Linked DNA regions of Homo sapiens: region 2 is linked to region 1. A link is a contact called in ENCODE Hi-C data. All regions are on one chromosome and are shown on one strand. The core of a region is the stretch at or near the end of the contact, and the rest is flanking DNA. Distances in the headings are between cores, read along the strand shown. Region 1 overlaps SUN3 (Sad1 and UNC84 domain containing 3). Region 2 holds the start of FIGNL1 (fidgetin like 1).

The links. A loop is a pair of places that touch in the nucleus more often than their neighbours do. Pooled maps may share reads with other maps.
Region 2: a loop to region 1 is called in a map of CD8-positive, alpha-beta T cell, with 13 times the contacts of the local background. The contact joins the promoter of FIGNL1 here to the enhancer-like site in region 1. A Hi-C loop is called at or near these places in 2 of 168 maps with a recorded cell type or tissue (CD8-positive, alpha-beta T cell and HCT116) and 4 of 50 pooled maps.

The regions. Positions count from the first base shown.
Region 1 is chr7:47,989,120-47,994,501 of GRCh38, forward strand. It overlaps SUN3 (Sad1 and UNC84 domain containing 3), which reads right to left. Exons shown (of 10, transcript NM_001030019.2): 8 at 5,196-5,363. Among named protein-coding and RNA genes, the nearest start is that of HUS1, 12 kb to the left of the region's middle. RefSeq lists enhancers at 1-799, 800-1,640, 2,826-3,055. Within about 2 kb of position 2,797, at least 25 of the 41 ENCODE cell types and tissues checked have a DNase peak (open chromatin) inside an H3K27ac peak, as active enhancers do; they include CD8-positive, alpha-beta T cell, where a contact is called at or near this core.
Region 2 is chr7:50,448,551-50,453,932 of GRCh38, forward strand. FIGNL1 (fidgetin like 1) reads right to left here and starts at 1,800. Exons shown (of 4, transcript NM_001287492.4): 1 at 1,751-1,800; 2 at 568-1,173. RefSeq lists silencers at 1,321-1,615, 1,757-1,946.

The DNA.
Region 1 (5,382 bases), core at 1,547-4,046:
AGATAGAGAGCTAGATAGATAGATCCATAGATAGATAGTTAGAAGATAGATGATTGACAAACAGCTGATAGATGGAAGACAGATACATACATATAGAGCAAATCCCAACATTAACTTTGACCTGATAACTATATTTGCAATAAGCATACTTTGAATAAAATAAAAATGCGTCGCCATACTGAACTGATGTTTACCAAAATGAGATAAACATAAGCCCATTGCCAGATTTTGATCACACAAATAATTTCCTCTGAAAAGTAAGCTCCCGTTGACTGACAAAAACACTGATTTTTTTCTTTGTATGCAATTTCTCTTGTGCTTTTTGTTCTTCTCTACCCTTCAAATTGAAGATTTGTGAGAGGATAACGCACTGGTGCAAACTAATTTATTTTGTGAATCTGAAGTTTATTGTTAGGTTCCTTAAATTGTAACACAGCAAAATAAACAGTACATTCATTAAATCATTTTATAATAAAAATATTAATATCAAACTATAACATTTTTATTAAAAGAGTTGGATACATCATGGTTACATAATGTACTCACAATTATATATGTATGTGGGGAAAAGAGAGATCAGACTGTTACTGTCTCTACGTAGAAAGAAGTAGGCATAAGAGACTCCATTTTGTTCTGTACTAAGAAAAATTCTTCTACCTTGAGATGCTGTTAATTTGTAACCCTACCCCAACCCTGTGCTGGCTGAAACATGTGCTGTGTCAACTCAAGGTTAAATGGATTAAGGGCTGTGCAGGATGTGCTTTGTCAAACAAATGCTTGAAGGCAGCATGCTTGTTAAGTCATCACCACTCCCTACTCTCAAGTACCCAGGGACACAAAACACTGCGGAAGGCCGCAGGGACCTCTGTCTAGGAAAGCCAGGTATTGTCCAAGGTTTCTCCCCATGTGATAGTCTGAAATATGGCCTCACGGGAAGGGAAAGACCTGACCATCCCCCAGCCCGACACCCGTAAAGGGTCTGTGCTGAGGAGGATCAGTAAAAGAGGAAGGCCTCTTTGCAGCTGAGATCAGAGGAAGGCATCTGTCTCCTGCTCGTCCCTGGGCAATGGAATGTCTCGGTGTAAAACCCGATTGAATATCCCATCTCCTGAGATAGGAGAAAACCGCCTTAGGGCTGGAGGTAAGACATGCTGGCAGCAATATTGCTCTTTAAGGCATTGAGATGTTTATGTATATGCACATCAAAAGCACAGCACTTTTTTCTTTACCTTATGATGCAGAGACATTTGTTCACATGTTTTCCTGCTGACCCTCTCTCCACTATTACCCTATTGTCCTGCCACATCCCCCCTCTCCGAGAAACACCCCATAATGATCAATAAATACTAAGGGAACTCAGAGACTGGTGCCGGCGCGGGTCCTCCGTATGCTGAGCGCTGGTCCCCTGGGCCCACTCTTCTTTCTCTATACTTTGTCTCTTTGTCTCTTTCTTTTCTCAAGTCTCTCGTTCCACCTGACGAGAAACGCCCACAGGTGGGGAGGGGCAGGCCACCCCTTCATATGTACACATGACTCAAGCCTCATATATTCTCTTTAGCTTAAGACAGGAGTGCTAGTTTTATTTCTACCTCCTTTATCACCTTGTTGGGTTTTTTTAAGAAACAGGATCTGATGGAATACTATGCAGCCATAAAAAAGAACAAGATCGTGTCCTTTGCAGGGACATGGATGGAGCTGGAGGCCGTTATCCACAGCAAACTAACACAGGAACAGAAAAACAAATACTCTATGTTCTCACTTGTAAGTGGGAGCTAAATAATGAGAACACATGAACACAAAGCGGAGCAACAGACACTGAGATCTACTTGAGGGTGGGGGGTGGGAGGAGGGAGAGGAGCAGAGAAATACCTGTTGGGTATTACTACTTACCGCCTGTATAACAAACCTGCACATATACCTCTGAACCTAAAATAAAAGTTAAAATAAAAAACAAATAAACAACAAAACAAAACAAACCAAAAAAACGGGGTCTGGCCATGCTGCCCAGGCTGGCCTCGAATTCCTGGGCTCCAGTGATCCTCCTGCTTTAGCCTTTTAAGGAGCTGGGATCACAGGAGCAGATACTGCGCCCAGTCCTTTTATCACCTTGTTTTAATTTTACTTGGTTCATAAATTCTTTAATGTAGAAGAAAATGATGAGAAGCAGTTTTTATTACTAAAGGATTCCTGCCTTTGGGATTCACCCATAATTTGTCTAAATAATGAACGTGTTCACCTTTCTGAGATGGAACTTAGCTGCTCAAACTCAACTTTTCAGAGACACCACTTGCAGGTGGTGTGGGCTTCTATGAAAGGACAGCAGCCCTTTGTTTTGAAACTCCAGATATGGAATGTAGAGGCATTTGGGTGACATATAAGGCAGGCTGTTTAACCCAGGGCCCTCCTCCAGATGGGAAGATCATAATTGAAGGCATAAACCTATATAAGGCAAAAGTGGGAGTAGACAGTAAAACCAAAAAACAAAACAAAACAAAACAAAACAAACCCCAAAACAAACAAACAGAAAAACCAAAAAGTGAAGATGGCCAAATGGCGCCTGGAGAGAAAGAACACAAACTACTCGGGCTGTACGTGGACCCAGCAGCGCAGGACTTAAGCGGCAGGTTCCCAGGAAGGCCGGAGGAGGGTGTCCATGTGGGGAGCGTGTGGGTGAAAGCGTGAGGGGGAGTGTGGGGGAAAGGAGCCCAAATCTGCGGCTTAGCTAACAGTCATTTCAAAAAGCAGTTACAACGCCTCCACGCCCCTCCAGCCCCGCCTGGCCCAGCAGAGGGCTCTCTTCTTCCTCCCATCTCTAAGACCACTGCCGGCGCCGCCCCAGAACCGCCCACAAGAGCATGGCCTCTGCACAAAGTGGTGACCCCGCGGCCCTCCTCTCCCCAGCAGCTCATGGTGTGGTGGGCCAGGCTGGCACCTCCTGTGCACTGCAGGAGTCCTCTCAGGGTCAGCTCTCCTGATAGCACACTTGTGACTCCCGACGAAATGGCCCGACCAGATGATTCCCGCTGCAAACTCACGACGGATGAGCCCCACCGTGCGCGCAAAGCTTCCTGCCGGCTTTGCACCGCCTAGCAATTCATGTGACAAGCATCACAGACATGGGAGAAAAGTGTTGTACAGGAAACAGAGAGACGCTACCCGCAAGGGGGAAAAGTGGGGCTAGGAAATCCAGACCCGGAAGCGAGCAGAAGAAAATGAGACAAGCCTACAGTTAATATATTCAGAAGCATAAGAGAAGGTACTGCCTTCATAAAAGAAAAAAATATAGGCTCTAAAAAAGGGAATATGTATAGAAACAAGAAGTCTCAGAAAGTATAATCATGACAGCAGGAATGAAAATTTCCGTAGAGGGGTTAAAATGTGAATTGATATGATCTTCCAGAAGGTGGAACAAAAAGCAGAAAAGGGAAAGAAGAAACACTTTTTAAAAATAATAAATTAGACAGTAAGTTGAATCCTCAGGATGCATGAGTGAAATCCCACGACAACAGTTGTGCATCAGGCCTACCTAACAAGGCTGGAGCAAAATGCTGAGGGCGCCAGAGGGATATCTTGGGAAAAAAAAAAGAAAATAAATGAAAAGAAAGTGAAGGAAGGAATAAAGAAAGGAAGAAATTTATAAGTTATCTGATGTGAATCAACATAATGGGGGAATATTTGTACTTCTGAAGAAGAATTTGGGAAAGTTTTAGTAATAGGAATGCAGAAAACTAAGCAAATTAAAGAAAAATAGGCTGGGCACCAGTGGCTCACGTCTGTAATCCCAGCACTGTGGGAGGCCAAGGCGGGAGGATCCTGAGCCCTGGAGTTTGAGACCAGCCTGGGCAACATAATAAGACCCTTATCTCTACTAAAAAATTTAAAAAACAATCCCACGAGTTTGAAGTTGCAGTGAGCTGTGATTGTTCTCCAACCTGGGCAACAGAGCTGAGACCCTGTCTCAAGAAAAAAAAAATGTAAAGCAATTATTACACTCAGAAACATTTAAAAAAATGGAAGAAAGTAGTATTTAAGTACACTAAATAGCTCAACTGAGAGCTGTTTTGTTCACATAGTCACTGTGAAAACATTGAGTATTGCTTGAACAAAAAGATAATACAGTCTTCTAGCAGTGCCTCAAATGTTAAACCTACATTTACCATGCTATCTAGGAATTCCAGTCTTAGGTATACACCCAAGGAAAACAAAAACTCATGTCCACACAAAAACTTGTACATGAATGTTTGTTGAAGCATTATACATAATGACCAAAAAAATGAAAATAATTCAAATGTCCATCAACTGATGAATAGATAAATAAAATGTCATATATCCATACAATGAAATGTTATTCAGCAATAAAAAATAAATGAAATATTGAGACATACTACATCATAAATGAACCTTGAAAACAGTATGCAAAGTTAAAGAAGCCATTCACAAAAGATCACACATTATAAATGATTCAATTTATATGAAATGTATAGAATAGGTAAATTTATTGAGACAAAGTAGACCAGTGGTTGCCAGGGGCTGGAGGAGTACACTAGGGGAATAGGAGGTGACGGCTAAGGGGTATGGGGTTTCTTTTTAGGGTAAGAAAAATGTTCTAAAATTGATTATGGTGATGGATACACAACTCTGTGAATACACTAAAAGCCACTGAAGGGTGTACTTTAAATGGGTGAATTAATTGTTATGGGAATTACATCTCCAGAAACCTGTTTTGTTTTTTAAATTAAGACATAAATATTTTGGGAAGATGGAAGTGCCATGGAAAAGAGTTAATCTTCATTTTCAATGAGAGGATGTCATAATCAAAACTGAAAAATCAGGAAATAATGGCAAAAGCCAACATGGAGGCAAGTACCCAAATAAACATCTAAAATTGTTGCAAGTAGAAGCTTTGGGATAATGAGAATTGGAGATGTGGAGAAGTGGGACAAGGAATTACTGTTTCTTTACAAACTTTATGGAAATATTTGATTTTTACTTATACATGTATAACTTTGATAAAAGTAAAAATAATAATATAAATCATTTGGTCCAACTCTCTCTCTTTGTAGGTGAGAAAGCAGAAGTCCAGGAAATAAGTGACACAACTAGTTATCTGTCCTAGTTCAGAGGACAGCCCCTAATTCCTAGCCAACCACCTTCTATCAGGCCAATCTGAATGACAAATTTAGATAGCTTCTTACATAGACAGAAAATTCCTTGGGTGCACTGGAGATGTTTCCTGACGGAGACACCTTCTCTGAGATGTGCTCCATGGTAACAGCAGTTGGTATGATCTTTGTAGCAAGCTTGATTAGGGTATGACCCTGGGAACCTGGAAAAGCCCAGCACTTTCCAGGGTAGACATCCGGCTGGAAAGAAAACACTGAA
Region 2 (5,382 bases), core at 550-3,049, 2.5 Mb after region 1:
AACAGAACTATAGATGTATCATATTGCTAGATATATAGAATTTACTTACATATCCACAAGAAAAATTTATGAAAAATTTTTGTTTCCTAACAGTATTTCAATTAAATGAAAACCAAGAAACCCTACTTTAGGTTCAAGTATTTGAAATTTTGCCTTCCAAATTACTTGTAAGTACAACAGCCAGGTTTAATGCAGCTTTTATCTCCCATAATGCCTTACAAAGACATTTGTCACATTGTAAGTAGGTGTTCACAAATCTTTGTTTAAAAAACAATTAGAAAACTTAAGATCCAGAGCTTTAAAGACACTGTAATTTATTTAAAGCTGTAAAGCTAAATAAGCTAGAGTCAAAACTAGATCTGACCTCTTCTGTCAAGCAGTTCATCCTTTTTTTCACTATACCATTTTGATGTTAAACTCATTTATACAATACTAGAAATGAGAAACTGAAAGAAAGGTGACTCAGAAAACACTTGACACAAACTTTCACAATTAATATTATCATTCTCTTCCTCTCCATGGCTTCATTCCCCTTTATCATCTGTTATCCTGAAATTTCTACCATACCTCAGAGTTCTAGTCACTGTTCTCAGAATAAACCCCCTTCTCTTTTCCATCTTCACCTTTCCTTCAATATTCATCTTCCAAGTCTTACTTCTTCCTTTCAATTCAATCATTTAAATGGCAAATAAGGATAACCAAAAACTGGCCATCACCGATCAGTGACACAACCATTGTCTTGTTTACCATTTCCAAGTCAATTTAACCTTTATGGCCTTTCCTAGATCTAAAAAGTATGATTAATTAGCACTGTCATATGAACTGCATTTCAATCTTCTTTATTTTGCCAATGTTCTGATTATTTTAATAATGTCATTATCTGTCTTCCTAGACAGTTGGCTTCTGCAGGGAGGAATTGTTTTCCATTCCATTCACATTGTCTTAGTACCTAGAATACAGTGTCCTTTGGAATAATAGCTACTAAAATACTGACGGAGTGCCTACTCAGTACCAAGCACTGTGCAAGCCTTTCATAGGATTCTGTTCTTGATGCAAAACGGGAGTTAAGAGCACAGGGTCTGGAGCCAGGCTGCCTGCTTTCAAATCCTGGCTCTATCATCTGCCAGCAGTGACTGCAGGAAAATCTCTTAATGTCTTTCTGCCGGTTTTCACCTATAAAAGAAGCGCAGCAACATCACTGAGCTGACAAGGTATTTTAATTCTGCAAAGCACTAGACAGAGGACTCAGCACTTAGAAAATACTCTATAAAATACTGCTTCTTCTGATTCCTCACGATGACCCCTGAAAGGTATGAGCCCTTCTTTCTCATCACAGAGATTAAGAGCTTGCCTGGGTCACAGGGGAACTGACTGACCCCCGCTGTGGGCGCCCAGAGCCCCGCTGGGCCCAGTAAATGCCTGCGGTAAGCGGCCCCGCCCCCGGACAGGCTCTGCCAAAGGAAGCCGCCCGCAGACCTGGCCCCGAGCCTGCCGTCCACGCCGGGCCCCAGCTTCCTAATCCTGGATGAGTCTGGTTCTGGGCTAGCGGGTCAGCCACCCTCCCGCTAAGACAGAAGCAAAAGGGCACAGCCACTGCCTGGCTCCCGCCTCCCACGGCCTCCCGCGAAGTCACCGCCCCGCGACCCCCAGCATTCCAGAGGCACACGCCCGCCTCTCCCCTACGCCCCAACCCTGATGCTCCACAGGGGTCAGCAGCGCCCCTGCCCCGCCTCCCGTCACCGCATCCTACCTGCGGCTGGTGTGGGACGCTGGCAGCCTCCGAAAAGCGCGGGGACTGACGTGCGCCTGCGCGCTGCTGTCGCCCTCGGACTCGCGCCGTACGTGCGTGCGTGAGTGCGTGAGTGCGTGCGTGCGTGCGTTCGGCGCGCGGGGCGTGGGCGCGGCACCTGGGCCCGGGCACCGCCACCTAGGCCCTAGCTCCGACCAGTGGTGTTCTATAAACGCTTATTACATCATTGTGCATAGGCTTCATTTTTAAAAGTACTCCCAAATAAATACAAGGAGGCGATGGAAATTGAATGAAGATTCGAAGGATTCCCATAGAGCGTGGCTCACTTCCCCTCACCGGGACAGCGAGCGGCGGCTCACCTGGGAGAGCAAAGCGTGGCTCTCCTGCGCCCACCCGGGAGAGCAAACAATGGCTCACCTGCGCCCACCCGGGAGAGCAAGCGTGGCTCACCTGCGCCCACTCGGGAAAGCCAGCCGCCATCCTGTGCTGCAGGCAGGGAGCGGGCGGCGGGAGAGGAGCGGATCCACTTAGGTCAGCGGTTAAAACGTCGTTACAAGAGGCCACCCCGGCATCGCGGGGCCTGTGGCTGCGCCCCCTCTTGAATTCAGGCCTAGCACATCACCTCCGCCCCTCGCACCCTGCAGTCTGCGCTCCATACAGCACGTGAGCGGGTGCTCAGCAATGTTCCCTGGCTGAAAGAACCGCATAGAGTAGCATGCAAAAATGACATGCATGTTTAAGATAAAATAAGGGAGAGGACACCTGTTCTGACTGAGTCTGGCAACTCAGATCTCCCCGCAGCCAACATCTACATTCCTTTGGACAGCTGTCTGCTGTGTAGGGACACCTCCCTGGAACTTTGAAAAGCACCCCATCATTACCTTCCACTTTGTTCTGGAGCAAGGTTTCAAAAGAAGAGTGCCGTATTTTGATTAATTTAGTGAATTGGATTTTCAGACACAAGTAAGAGCATCCACTCAGTGGCCTCTGCAGTAAATAATGATATCAGATCACATAACAAGAAGACTGGAGGTTGGCGGGAAATCTGGACCTGGTGACTCAAAGAAGTCATGAAGGACCATCTCTCCATTCTGCCACCTTCTCGCCTGTGGATTTTCCTCCCCAGGCTTGTCACTTCATTGTCGAGAGATGCCCTCACAATCCAAGCCAGGCAGCCTCACATGACCAGATCTAAAACACAAAGAGGGAGCCAAACTGAGAAAGGACCTTTTCCCTCTGAACACTTCTCTCTTGGAAAAAGAAAATGTTTCCCAGAAAGCCTCATAGCCTTCCTCTTATATCTCCTTGACTAACTGGGACCCGGATCCCTGGATATCCTTTCCTGAGAAAGAGAGGGTCTGGGGCAGGGGATAGAGAAAATGACTAGCAACTAGCAGCACATGATGTTTAAACATAAGATTTAAAGAAATGCAAGGCACAAACAATTTGAAGACTTTTTTTAAGTTTTTAAAATCTTCACAAAATAAAAAGGAATTGGACAATGCACTTTAAAAACTAGAAGACGTTTCACTGAAAACAGCATCTCCTAATTCATTTCATGGCTTAGATAGTAATAGAAAATTATTTTATTCTAATTCCATACTTTATCAACTAATTTTAATTATTTTATAATTACCCAAAATATGTCATGTAGAATGAAAATAAAAGAAAATGAAAACAGTTATATCAAGGCCAAGTCAGTTGTATGTTTACTGGCTATTTAGAAATTTCTAAATACGTGTATATTTAGAAATGACTATATAGATACTATTTGGGTAATGTTAGGGATGGAAAGTTTATGTCCCCCCAAAATTTGTATGTTGAAATCCTAAGCCCAATGTGATGGTTTTAAGGGGCGGGGCCTTTGTGAGGTGATTAGGTCATGAGAGTGGAGACTTCATGGATGAGAATAGTAAGTATCCTTATAAAAGAGACTCCAGAGGCTGGGTGCAGTGTCTCATGCCTGTAATCCCAGCACTTTGGGAGGCCGAGGCAGGTGGATCGCCTGGGGTCAGGAGTTCGAGACCAGCCTGGCCAACATGGCAAAACCCTGTCTCTACTAAAAATACAAAAATTAGCCAGGTGTTGTGGTGGGCACCTGTAATCCCAGCTACTTAGGAGGCTGAGGCCTGAGAATTGCTTGAACCCAGGAGGTGGAGGTTGCAGTGAACTGAGATCGCGCCACTGCACTCCAGCCTGGGGGACGGAGTGAGACTGTCTCCAAAAAATAAAATACAATAAAAGAGACTCCAAAGAACTTTCTAGCCCTCTTGCCACCACCTAAGGATGCAAAGAGTTGACAGCAACCTGGAAGAGCCCTCACCAGAACTCGACCATTCTGGCACTCTGACTTCCAGCCTCCACTGTGAGAAATAAATTTCTATTGTTTATGAGCCACTCAGCATATGGTACTTTGTAGCCCTAGACAGGCTAAGACAGGTAATTAGCAATTTTAGGTGATTTTCATCATCAAAATTTTCATGATGGCATTTTGGAGAATTCACATAAACCACTCTGTTACCCTCCTAAAAGTATTGCTCAAATACTGAATTATATTTATGCTTGCCAAAGTTAATTTTTTTCCAACAAGTAACACTAGCCACTTCATTTTGTGCTTTTGATACAAAAGCATTTCCCAATCCAGCGGCTTTCATCTTCTGGCCTGGTTGGCAAAAGTGTAACTCACTTCTGCACCCTCTCTGAACCCTAGTCTCCTCCTCAAATGTAAAACAGTAATAAACCTTTCTTACCCAGGAAGCCATTATAAGGATTATAATCAACATAAGATATAATTCTTTAATTATCAAAGCAGTTGCTGGCATGTGGCAGGCATTCAACAGAAACCGTGTTGCTATGTTATTTTTATTGTTACCATTAATATTCCTATTGGGATTGAAACCCTTATGTCATATCAAAACTTTTCCATCTTTGACAAATGAGACATATTAGGATAGTATCTTAATAATATGTAAGAGTTTAGTGCTTGAGCTATTCAATTATTAAACTTTGCTTCCAAGACCACAGACTGGTGGTATATACTGTGTGCGTGTGTGTGTGTGTGTGTGTTTGTGTGTGTGTATGAGAAAGAATATGCTGTTCTTTTCTTCTTCTGGGTAGAAGTTGTTGAGCCTTCAAGGGAAGAGGTTTTCACCTACAGCAGACAGTGCCAGTTCTCTTGGTGTGAGGGATTCTGGGAGATGGCTGCCCATTTCCATATTCATGAATTTTATAAACATGGTCTCAGATAAATGCAAGTGTACACTTCGGTGAGCTCATTTGTTTTTGAGCAGAGGGGATAATACGGCCCTAAATAATGTGCTTCCCTGTCAGCCAGGAGAGTTACATTCTGGAGATGTGTGTGTCGGTGGGTGCGGGAGGCAGGTGGTGTTGAGGAGATAGGGAAGCCAACAGGACAAAGCTCAGAGGGAAAACAGCCCAATCTAAATCCAGTTCTTTCTCTGTGTGGATTCCCACTGACTTCCAAACCTCTCAGCTCCCTGACTCAGTGGTAAGGAAGAAAAAAGTACCAGGATTGAGGGGATGGTGTTCTAGCCCTCCAGCAGAGGAGTAAGATGTGTGAGCCCAGGGTGAAGCAAGTGCACAATTTTAGTAAAAGATTTTCATTGGCCATA